4 separate regions of the Homo sapiens genome follow, and all the other regions are linked to region 2. The links are chromatin contacts, found by Hi-C or POLR2A ChIA-PET in ENCODE. All regions are on one chromosome and are shown on one strand. The core of a region is the stretch at or near the end of the contact, and the rest is flanking DNA. Distances in the headings are between cores, read along the strand shown. Region 1 holds the start of ZNF684 (zinc finger protein 684). Region 2 overlaps MACF1 (microtubule actin crosslinking factor 1). Region 3 overlaps INPP5B (inositol polyphosphate-5-phosphatase B). Region 4 holds the start of INPP5B (inositol polyphosphate-5-phosphatase B).

Region 1 (2,700 bases), core at 35-2,534, 1.3 Mb before region 2:
ATGTTATATGTTTCTGTCCTACTGATCTAGCACCAAGTGGTTCCTCTTGAAACAGTTATTTTTTTTCCTCCCAGAAATTTATCCTGAAGAAATAATGAATGAGTTGACTCACTTAAAAGCTTGGTCTCTGAAGCTCCGTAAGTCTAAAAATGATTCCTTCCTGTGATTCTCTGGTTTCTACTCTGACGCTGGGATAAGAGATTGCAAATTAGGTTGGGCTTTCTTGAGAAGGCTGGATTCAGGGACCCAGGAACACTTTTTTTTATTTTTTTTTTGTTAAGCTGGATCCTTCAGTTTAAACTCCAAATGTTTCTCTCTGTAGAAACTCGCCATCTCCTATGAGCTTAGAACTGCTGGGGCTCTAGAAAGGGTATAATGGGCAAACCGGGGACTCACATCTTCATTTACACAGTCTGCACTGGAAGATCTGCAGATACACCAAGAGACTCTACAAAATGACTACAAATCGAAATTTACTCAGCATTCATTGCTCAAACATTTCAGGAGAATAAACCCAACTCTGTTTTATGCAGGAATGCTATACTGTAAAAAAAAAAAAAAAGAAATTTGGAGAAAATGTATCTGAGTTTGAATCTCAGTTCTTCCACTTACTAAGCTGTGTGAGTCCAGGCAAGTAATTTCACCTTTCAGCTTCAGTTAACTCATATGCAAAATGGTAATAGCATTTACTTCAAATGATTGCTGAGAATACCCTTCTAATCCATAGCAGTTTCTCAAGAATGCTTTCTTCCTGGATCCCTTGAAATAGCTTACAGTTTCCACTGGATCCCTTGACACGGCTTAAAATTGTCGCAGGCTCCAGTCGGGCCAACTATGCTCTTGGAACCAGGAAAGGTACAGTTAGATGAACAGACTCCTACATAGTGACCTTGACCTACAAGAGCAGGAATGCAAATTGAGCCTCTCCCAGTCCCACCAGAGCCCTGGACATCTACCCAGTGCCAGTCGGAGCCCAACTCTTGCTTTCTCTCAGCTACTCGAGTTGAACAGGACCCACATATCCAAACCTGAAGTCACTGCGCTTGGAGACTAAAGTTTTATCTTCGGTAGGGTAAACCTAGAAGCCAGTCCCCGCCTTTCTCTTACGTCCTCCGAGTCCAGCAAAGCCATACCTGCCACCCTTTCACTGCCTCGCTCGCAGCTCCGGCTCCAAGCCTGGGATCAGTCACAGCGTCGTCCAGAGACAGGGGAGCAACACCCGCCCGCACTTCCCGCGGCGCTGATTTGAAGATTGAATACCGGCTACCGTCCTACTACGCGTGTGCGGAAGTAACTGTCCACCTAGAGTTCCTGGACTCCTCCCGGGTGTAGGCCATCCGTCGGAGACCACATTTCCCATAAGGCCAGTGGAGCTCGTTTCCGGAAGACGTCAGACGCTGCTTCCTCTTGGGGGGTGGTGCGGAGATTCCCGGGTTGGTATCTCTATTGCTAGCCTGAGAGCCACGCTTTTTAAGTCGTTTTCATTTAAAAGGATACACAGCATTTTTAAATACTGGAAAGTAAAATCGGCGGTATGCTAAAAACAATTTGCTCTTACTCAGCAGGGTTTCTTCTAGCAATGCACCAGGTTAAGTCGGAGAGGTGAAGAGGATCCAACAAAGAAGACTGAGAAGGAATAATCCATGAAGTAGATGGAAAAGTAGGAGAGTTTAGATCTGCAAAACCAAGGGAAGGAAGTGTTTCAAGAAGGGAGTGACCCATTGTCTCAAATGTTGCTCATAGGTCAAGTAAAATGAGAATTAAGAATGGGCCACTGTAGCAATGGTCACCAGTGATGTTGAAACGCCATTTTGGCAGTGGTGGAAGTTTGATAAAGTCTGATGAAAATTTGATAGGAGTTGGAGGGAAGGATGGGAGGAGAGGAAATGGAGAAAGCAAATATACGCAATACTTTTAAGAAGTTTTGTTTTTAAGGTGAGCAGAAAAATAAGGCTATCATGGGATAGGGATTTTGTTAATCTTTTGTTGTTGCGTTTTTCCACGTTCTAATTTTTTTTTTTTTTTTAATTCAAAGATGGGGCTGAGTGTGGTGGCTTATGCCTGTAATCCTAACATTTCAGGAGGCCAAAGTGGGAGGATTGGTTGAGCCCAGGAGTCTGAAACTGCCTAGGCAACATAGTGAGACCCTCATCTCTACAAAAAATAAAAAACTAGCCTGGCATGGCACCCGCCTGAAGTCCCAACTACTTGAGAGGCTGAGATGGGAGGATCGCTTGAGCCCAGACAGTAGAGACTGCAGTGAGCCGTGATCCCGCCACTGCACTGCAGCATGGGCGACAGAGCTAGTCTCTGTCTCAAAAAAATAAAATAAAAAAGATGGAAGAAATTATAGTAAGTTTATGTACTAATTAAAAGGATCTAGGCTGGGCGCAGTGGCTCACGCCTGTAATCCCAGCACTTTGGGAAGCTTAGGTGGGCAGATCACCTGAGGTCAGGAGTTGGAGACCAGCCTGGCCAACGTGGTGAAACCCCGTCTCTACTAAAAATACAAAAATTAGCCGGGCGTGGTGGCAGACGCCTGTAAACCCAGCTACCTGGGAGGCTGAGGCGGGAGAATCACTTGAACCCGGGAGGCAGAGGTTGCAGTGAGCCGAGATCACACCACTGCACTCCAGCCTGGGCGACAGAGCGAGGCTCTGTCTCAAATAAATGAATTAGTTAATAAAATAAAACAAAAGA
Region 2 (2,700 bases), core at 1-2,500:
CTTGTTAGAGACTCAAAGTATAAAATCAAAAGATAGTAGATTACCAAACCAGTGGTTCCCAAACTAAGATTTCATAGACAAATACATGTTCCACAATAAATCAGAAAGCCTAACAGAAGTTGTCACTTTTCATTTTGCTAAGTAGGGATATCTTAAAAACACACTACCATATAATAACAATTCTTTCATAAAATAAAGGATATTTTAACATTAGAAAGTAGGAGAGACAATTTCAGAATAAAAGACAATTCTTTAAGTTTAGCTTTATGAAAGACACACTACATTTTCTTTATCTTTTTTCATTTTACAGAGAATTGATGTCTCTCAGTCTAGCACCAGTCTGTATACCCTACAATTTTGAAACCAAGGAAACCTACGGCCAAAAAGGTTAAGTCACTTGTTCAAGGCCACAGGACATTACTTAAATAATCATTATTTAATGATGCCTTATCAAGAGAGATCTAAGTCACAGCTAACATGACTCTTCCCCTAGCCTCTCTTATTTAGGTCCCTGACCCCAGATCATCTTTGAGTCTTTTTCTCTCTCTGTCACAGCTGGCAGAGTAAAGTGTAAAAGAACTAGCAATAAGCCCCAAAGAGGAAACATAGGCCATGACTCCTCCCTCCCACCCCCCATCCTCCCGCCAGTCTGCTCAGAGGTGGACTCCGTAACCAACCAACTTCTGCTAAAAATACACTCTGGACTTTCAGCACTATGCAACATACCTTAAAAGTGGTTTCCTGATACAGGCAGAAGCATGAGCATGAATTCAGTCTCTATAAAAAAAGTTCTACACCCAAAGCTTGGGCTCTTAACTGCCAGTTACTGCAAGCTTAAGAAGTTCCCCAGGAAGTAGGGCACCCCAATCTATTCCACTGCACATTTTAACAAGCCTAAAGGTTGTAACACCACAAGGCTTCGAAGTCCATGCATTCCTATGAGTCAATGAGAGCAAGGGCTATTTGGGATCCTCAGGCCCGGACAAGCAAAAAAAAAAAAAACTTCACATACTAACCCATACAGCACATGCGACAAACCAGGTGGGCGTTGAACTCGTGTTCATCTTGGTAACTCGGCCACATGGCGCCCCTGTGTCTGCTGACCCCACCTAAAAGGAGGGGGTACCAAAGAACCTCCAGCTACTGGCCTGTGCACCCTTCGCAGCTCCTCAAAAAGGGCTGTGAGGTGTAGAGAGGAGACAGCAGAACAGAGAAGTGGCTCCACCCACCACTTCCTACTGACCTCCTTCTTCCCTTGAGGTCAGAGAGGAAGCTCCTCCCTAGGGCACTTCCAAAAACTGGGTCCATGTCTCAGGCATATAGCATGCTGCATGCTGTTCAAAAGTAGCACCAACTCTGTGTTTCCAGACCAATAGAGCGTACAGAGGGGAGAGCTCCATATGCAAAAGTCCAGTCAAGGTATGAAGTGAGTAAACCTGAGTAGGAAGAAACTGGTCTTTGAGTTACCCTCCATTTGCAGAGCAGAAGCTTGTAATGTGGTGAATCTTAGTTGCAGGAGAGCTGGTGAGCTAAGTGGTTTACTGCCAAGTCAGGAACAGTGCATCCATTGCCCAACAACTTGCTCCTCAGGTGTGCCTCTTCTCAGGCAGAAGTACATATAGTGTTAACCAAATGAGAAGGTCTCATGATGGGAGAGACTATAATGGAGCAAGCTCATACACTCACCGTCCACTGTGAACAGATCCCTAGATTCCAAAGAAAGTTTCCCTTCCCCGCACTTACAGCTGCCAAAAGGGAAGAGTCAGTAACTCCCCAGTGATTCCACCTACTTTACAGAGTAGCCCCACCTCAGCCAGCCTCGCCTCAGCCAGCCTCCCAGGTAGATTATCACAGCAAATTTTATCAGCTTCAAAAATACCGTTTGCTTGTTGCTCCATTCTTTCCCCTCACAGCCAGGAATGGCATTCCAAAGTCCCCTTCTTCTTCCCAGATCCTCCTACTCTGTCTTTACAGTCAGTGCACTTAACTCAGCTGTGCCAGAAATCCTTTCATCCATCAGTAGAAGGCTGCCTGCTTGTTTGTCCAACTTGTTTTCCGAGTCTTGGCTAATTGTACCAGACACTGGAATGTTGAAGAAACACAATGAAGGGCTTTTTCATTCAGCTGGCCCAGCCCTTCTATTGGTTCTTCACAGTTCTAACCCAACCAGGGGACAGAAAAGTCCAGCCTCTGTGGGTGTCAGGACAGACACTGCAGCCCTGCCCCACACCACTCAAAAAGGCCCCGCTGCAGATAAGGGCCTAATCACTGGCCCTCTGCTCTAGCTCCCTAAATAGAACGACTTCTTCAGGCTAATGCTGCTTTCAATCCTGTTCCTGAAGGCAGGGAGGGAGGAGGGGCAGCACCTAGGAAAGCAAGTTTCCAGAGATTAGCCCAAACGACTACAAATGAAAAAAAGTAAATGCAAGCTTTCCTAGCAGACCATTCAGTTTAAACAAGCCCTATGACCTGCCTCAGTTGCTTGACAACTTCACTCCCAAGTGGGTATCCCTCCCACCTACAAACTGCTAATAATCCTGTTACTGCTTACTAATAAAGGTTCTCACAGCTGACTTTATCCCGCCTAGACTAAGCTCTCAGTCACCCTGATAACCTGTGACAACTGTACTCAGTTTGTCCCTCTTATAAGACTCTTTTTAGCCTTGGAGATGAAGGGTCCTCCTAGAATTTGCCTCGTAC
Region 3 (2,700 bases), core at 93-2,592, 1.3 Mb after region 2:
GTTGAATCGGTAGATTGGTAGGAGTCTTTCTGCTCCTGCACTTATTTAACTGCTCCTTTTTTTTTTTGAGACGGAGTCTTGCTGTGTCACCAGGCTAGGAGTGCAGTGGCACGATCTTGGCTCACTGCAACTTCCACCTCCCGGGTTCAAGTAATTCTCCTGCCTTAGCCTCTCTAGTAGCTGGGACTACATACATGCACCTGCACGCCACCACACCCAGCTAATTTTTGTATTTTTAGTAGGGATGGTGTTTCACCTTGTTGGCCAGGATGGTCTCCATCTCCTGACCTTGTGATCTGCCCGCCTGGGCCTCCCAAAGTGCTGAGATTACAGGCGTGAGCCACCGCGCCTGGCCTCACTGTTCTTAACATCTTTTTTCTTTTCTTTTTTTTTCTTCCTAACCACTAGATGACCAGGGATGCTGTTAACTTCCTTTTGCAGCTTTTTCTTTCCTTAAAAAGAGTGAAGTCTGATTTGGGAGAAATACCTCATTATTTCCATCTAGCAACTGAAGTTGCTCTTATTCAGAAAACCCCATTGAGGATCCTGTACAGGGCCCAGTACTTATCCAAGTCAGTCTGTAAAATGTTCACCTGCATTGCATCCTGGGTACATGCAAAACCTGGAGCTGTGTTCTGGAGGGTTTTGAACTATGCACTAAAAAGGAAATGGCTACTCAGAAGTCCCACAGGGGCCATTCTGGGCTATTTTAACAAAGCAGTAATAGCAAATACATTTTGTTTTTTTTTAATCCAAAGTTGATTAGAAATGAGCCAGCTTCGCCGGGTGTGGTGGCTCAAGCCTGTAATCCCAGCACTTTCAGAGGCCGAGGTGGGCGGATCACAAGGTCAGGAGTTCAAGACCATCCTGGCCAACGTGGTGAAACCCCATCTCTACTAAAATATAAAAAATTAGCTGGGCGTGGTGGCGTGCGCCTGTATCCCAGCTACTTGAGAGGCTGAAGCAATCACTTGAACCTGGGAGGCGGAGGTTGCAGTGGGCTGAGATCACGCCACTGCATGCCAGCCTGACGACAGTGAGACTCCGTCTCAAAAAAAAAAAGAAATGAACCAGCTTTGTAGTAACTCAAATTTACAAGGGGATGTGTTTAAGTATTTTTTCTTCTGGACCCAGGAAACAAAGTATTAAAGTCTGTCATGCCAGTGAAAGGAAATGAATGCTATTTATATCTCAGGGTAACATAAAGGGTAACCTAGTTTACCAGAGTAGAAGCCAGAGAGCATGTTAGCAAAATAGCCCCCGGGGTGGTTTTCTCTCTCACTCTCTCTTTCATCTTGTTTTGTCAGTACTAATAGGTAAAACTTGTGTGACCAACATATCCTTTTAGCATGGAGAAAATAAATTTGCTTTTGTTTATCTTAGAGAACAAATATTGCCCATCATTTCCACCGTTGTGGGAAGCTCTGCAGGCTCCTAAGTAACTTATTTTAAGTCACTTTGTTTCCTTAAACAAAAGAGAACTGTATTCGTTTTTCTTCTTCCTTTTGTTGTTCCCCTCTCCATTTTCCTTCTTTGGGCCATTTAATCCAGTTTTATGTTTCTAGTACAAGAGAACCCCCTAAAGATTCTTTTTTTCTTCTGAAAACAGTTTGTTTTGGAATTCTGCAGTTATTGTTGAGAGCAAGTGAGGTGACCCACAAACACTCAGTTAGAAGTGGAGCTTTGAACAGAAAAATCCTCAGGGAGGGACAGTTCAGGAAGAGGGAGGCATCAATATATTTATTAGAGGAAAGATACTGTACTGTTGGAGGATAGATGCTAGCTGACTTGCATGTTTTTCTTTGCTACTTAAAATATACTGTTAGCCCGGCACAGTGGTGCGCACCTGTAGTCCCAGCTACTCGGAGGCTGAGGCAGGAGTCTTGCTTGAGGAGTTCCAGACCAGCCTGGGCAACATAGTGATATCTCTAAATTTAAATAGATAAATATATAAAATAAATTACGCTCTAACAGTTTTGTTATTGGTGATCCATACATGAACTGAAGCTAGCAAATATGAATGAGAAGAGACTTTCTTTCTTGGAATGCCAATGATGAGAATTTAAACAAAGTGGATGTCAAGAGGCCTGGACATTTTTCTTTTTCTTTTCTTCATGGTTCCTTGGTGCACTATTACTTTCTCTTTTTGTTTTTATTTATTTTTATTTTTATTTTATTTTATTTTTTTGAGACGGAGTCTCACTCTGTCACCCAGGCTGGAGTGCAGTGGTGTGATCTCTGCTCACTGCAGCCTCCACCTCCTGGGTTTAAGCAGTTCTCCTGCCTCAGCCTCCCAAGTAGCTGAGATTACAGGCATGTGCTAACATGTCTGGCTACTCTTTGTATTTTCAGTAAAGACGGGGTTTCAACATGTTGGCCAGGCTGATCTTGAACTCCTGATTTCAGGTGATCTGCCCACCTTGGCCTCCCAAAGTGCTGGGATTATAGGCGTGAGCCATCATGCCTGGACTAATTTTTATATTTTTAGTAGAGACAGGGTTTCACCATGTTGGCCAGGCTGGTCTTGAACTCCTGACCTCAAGTGATTCAGCCTGCCTTGGCCTCCCAAAGTGCTGGCATTACAGGTGTGAGCCACCATGCGCAGCCTCTTTTTGTTTTTAGAGACGAGATCTCCCTGTGTTGCCCAGGCCGGTCTCAAACTCCTGACCTCAAGTGATCTTCCCGCCTCTGCCTCCCAAA
Region 4 (2,700 bases), core at 94-2,593, 1.3 Mb after region 2:
AGAAGGCAACGACTGTTTCTGGAAGGGGTTTACATATGCAAAGTTGAACTGGTCATTAGGATGGCCACTTCACTTGGGGAAAGAGGAAGGGAAACTGTTCACAAGTCACAACAGTCACCCCCTCCCCAGCACTGAAGGCCCATTCCTTCAGTTTGGGCCAAAGCTTGAGAGAAGGTGTATTTATTAAAATAGTTCAGAAAGTAATTCACTAACTCCATAGATAACTGTGTGCCAGAAACTGCTGGTATGTTGATGAAAAGGCATAGTCCTGTCCAACGGGAGCTTACAGCTTAATTAAACAGCCAATAGGCCAAGTGAGAATGATCCTAGCATTCCTTATCTGAGCTGGGTGAGCAATCACAGCTCACTGCAGCCTTGAACTCCTGGGCTCAAGCAATCCTCCCACCTCAGCCTCCCAAGTAGCTGGGACTACAGGCATGCACCACCATACCCGGCTAAATTTAAAAAAATTTTTTTTTAGAGATGGGGTCTCAAACTCCTGGCCTCAAGCGATCCTCCCTCCTTGGCCTTCCAAAGTGCCGGGATTACAGACATGAGCCACTGTGCCCAGTCCCTGTGCTGGCTCTTTTTGTCCATCTTGGGTAACCTCCTTATCTTAGATGGGGAAATTGAGTCCCAAGGGAAGAAAGGTCTTGGCCAAGGTCACAAAGCCAGGCGGATCAGGGGAAGGACGTTGCCGGACAGGAACAGTGTCATACCCTTTATAAAGTGCGTTCACACCCAGTAGCCTCAAACAGCCCTGTGTGGCAGGAGGGCTGGGTGGGGCTAAGGGAGGAAATAGGGCAGTGTGTAGCGGTATAAATGGCCCAGGAGTTGCAGTCAGACTTTCAGTGGAGTCCCAGTGTTGCCACCTGCTAGCTGCAGGACTTAATGTCAAACTGCTTAACCTATCCAAGGCTCAGTTTCTCCACCTGGAAAATGGACATAATGGTTCTTCATAGTCTGGTTCTCCCTCCATTAAACCAGGAGAAGGTAGTTATTTTAGGGGAAGAGTTTCAGTAGAGGTCCGGGTTGTCTACCCTGGAGTGAGAAGAGCTGAGGATGGAACTAAGGAGAAAATAAAAATGCATTATATTCTTCCCCTAAGATAAAATGTGACCATCTTCCTTCTGGGTGGGAAGCTCTGGCCCCATGACCTAGAGGGCTGGGGATGGGAGTGAGGGCAATCATTAGAAAACCTTTCTGGTATAGGAAGCCCAGTGTACCCCAGGGCCTAAGGGGTTAACACGGATGGAGAGACTCCCCACCCCACGATTGACTCGGGCATGCTGGGACTTGCAGGCTGACTGACCACCATGTGGCGCAGGGGCTGTTGGGAAATGTAGTCACTGTCCCGGAACCTGGGGCAGCGGAGTCCCGTGCGCCCTGTGGTGACAGCTCAGGAGGTAGGTGACAATGTCAGGGAGCTGTGGGTGGGAGCAGAGCAGGAAAGCCAGGGCAGGGCTGGGCAGGAGGGAGTGGGCAAGCTGAGGGCTGGGACACCCCCCAACCCCCGGCCTGCAGCTGATGCAATGGGCCTGCTGGGGCGGGGGTGAAGGGCAAGCAGCAATGGGACACTTCCTGTCTCCAAGGAAAGAGGAATGGGACCCTCCTGAATGACAGTAAGGGGATGTTCCCTGAACCCCACATGGACACACCACTGACACCTCCCAGAGAGGCGCTAGCAGAACAAAAACTGTCCCCAAAAGAGAGGAAGAGCCATGTCCTAGGAGCAAAGGGACTAGGTCCCCTTCTCCAATCCACGTACCCCACTTCCAACAAGGATAGACCACACTCAAGAGCAACTGGATGCCCTCCCAGACAAAGGCAGTATAGCAAACTGTAGATCCCAGCGGGGCAAAGGGACTGGACCCCTATCCCTAAAAACTGAAAGGCCTATTCTAGGGAGGACAAAGAGGAGGAGGAGGAGGATCAGGCCTCCCCGGTACCATCTCCCTCTGCAAAGGCCCCTCCCTCCTGCCCCCAACCCCTCTGAGGCAGCTCCACCACCCCATGCGTAACTTGTTGACCAAAGCGGGGCTCCTATCTCCCCTCCCACAGGGTGTGTGCGCTCAGCAGGGGCCAGCATGGACCAGTCTGTGGCAATCCAGGAGACGCTGGCTGAGGGGGAATACTGCGTCATCATATCCTTCCTGTGCTAACTGCGGCCCTGAGCCTGCCCTGGCCTTGGGAAGAGGAATGGAAGGTGTCGAGGTGTCTATCCCCTCTCCTGCCCCTCTGAACCATCAGGGGAGAAGGAAATCAGTATTTACTAAGTACTTACTGAGTCCTGGACTCTCAGCCAAATGCTTTAAATACGCAGTTATCCTCCTAACTCCCTATGAAGTTGGGGATTATTATCCTCATTTCATAGATAAGGAAGGCTTAGAGAGCCTGTTTGTCTGTTAGTTCAGCACATGGTTTGAGTGCTCACCCAAGGCCACACAGTGAATCTGGGGGGGCAGGGGAACAGAGGGAAGGTGGGACAGCCTGGGTGGGGAGAGGCCTCGCCTCTGGGTTGTCTTCCCTTGACTCTGAGCCGCAGGCGGTGCAAGGTGTGCTGTGTGAGGGGGACAGCCGGCAGAGCCGCCTCCTGGGACTCGTGCGCTACCGCCTGGAGCACGGCGGCCAGGAACACGCGTGAGTGAGGGGCTTGGTCCCCACCTGTCTGGGCCATGGGGTTGTTCATCACTGCACCCT

What was found. Hi-C counts contacts between places; a loop is a spot of excess contacts on that map. ChIA-PET counts read pairs that join two places held with the same protein, here RNA polymerase II (POLR2A). Pooled maps may share reads with other maps.
Region 1: a loop to region 2 is called in a pooled map, with 2.7 times the contacts of the local background. The contact joins the promoter of ZNF684 here to the enhancer-like site in region 2. A Hi-C loop is called at or near these places in 1 of 50 pooled maps. POLR2A ChIA-PET finds 5 or more read pairs at or near these places in 2 of 52 experiments (H1 and activated naive CD4-positive, alpha-beta T cell).
Region 3: a loop to region 2 is called in a pooled map, with 4 times the contacts of the local background. The contact joins two enhancer-like sites. A Hi-C loop is called at or near these places in 3 of 50 pooled maps. POLR2A ChIA-PET finds 5 or more read pairs at or near these places in 3 of 52 experiments (AG04449, H1 and naive thymus-derived CD8-positive, alpha-beta T cell).
Region 4: a loop to region 2 is called in a pooled map, with 2.5 times the contacts of the local background. The contact joins the promoter of INPP5B here to the enhancer-like site in region 2. A Hi-C loop is called at or near these places in 3 of 50 pooled maps. POLR2A ChIA-PET finds 5 or more read pairs at or near these places in 2 of 52 experiments (AG04449 and naive thymus-derived CD8-positive, alpha-beta T cell).

Annotation. Positions count from the first base shown.
Region 1 is chr1:40,530,221-40,532,920 of GRCh38, reverse strand. It overlaps ZNF684 (zinc finger protein 684), which reads right to left and starts at 1,284. Exons shown (of 5, transcript NM_152373.4): 1 at 1,134-1,284. It overlaps LOC124904149 (a long non-coding RNA gene), which reads left to right and starts at 1,375. Exons shown (of 2, transcript XR_007066022.1): 1 at 1,375-1,433; 2 at 1,566-2,343. RefSeq lists an enhancer at 1,190-1,484.
Region 2 is chr1:39,213,746-39,216,445 of GRCh38, reverse strand. All of the region lies in intron 1 of MACF1 (microtubule actin crosslinking factor 1), which reads right to left. Among named protein-coding and RNA genes, the nearest start is that of MACF1, 10 kb to the right of the region's middle. RefSeq lists enhancers at 1,439-1,548, 1,927-2,645. Within about 2 kb of position 1,250, at least 23 of the 41 ENCODE cell types and tissues checked have a DNase peak (open chromatin) inside an H3K27ac peak, as active enhancers do.
Region 3 is chr1:37,924,662-37,927,361 of GRCh38, reverse strand. The region is part of intron 7 of INPP5B (inositol polyphosphate-5-phosphatase B); the gene reads left to right. Among named protein-coding and RNA genes, the nearest start is that of INPP5B, 21 kb to the left of the region's middle. RefSeq lists an enhancer at 960-1,199. Within about 2 kb of position 1,342, at least 5 of the 41 ENCODE cell types and tissues checked have a DNase peak (open chromatin) inside an H3K27ac peak, as active enhancers do.
Region 4 is chr1:37,945,696-37,948,395 of GRCh38, reverse strand. It overlaps INPP5B (inositol polyphosphate-5-phosphatase B), which reads left to right and starts at 1,343. Exons shown (of 24, transcript NM_005540.3): 1 at 1,343-1,406; 2 at 2,062-2,144; 3 at 2,546-2,640. The coding sequence starts at 2,088. It also overlaps a transcript of LOC105378651 not described here. RefSeq lists enhancers at 1,175-1,414, 992-1,521.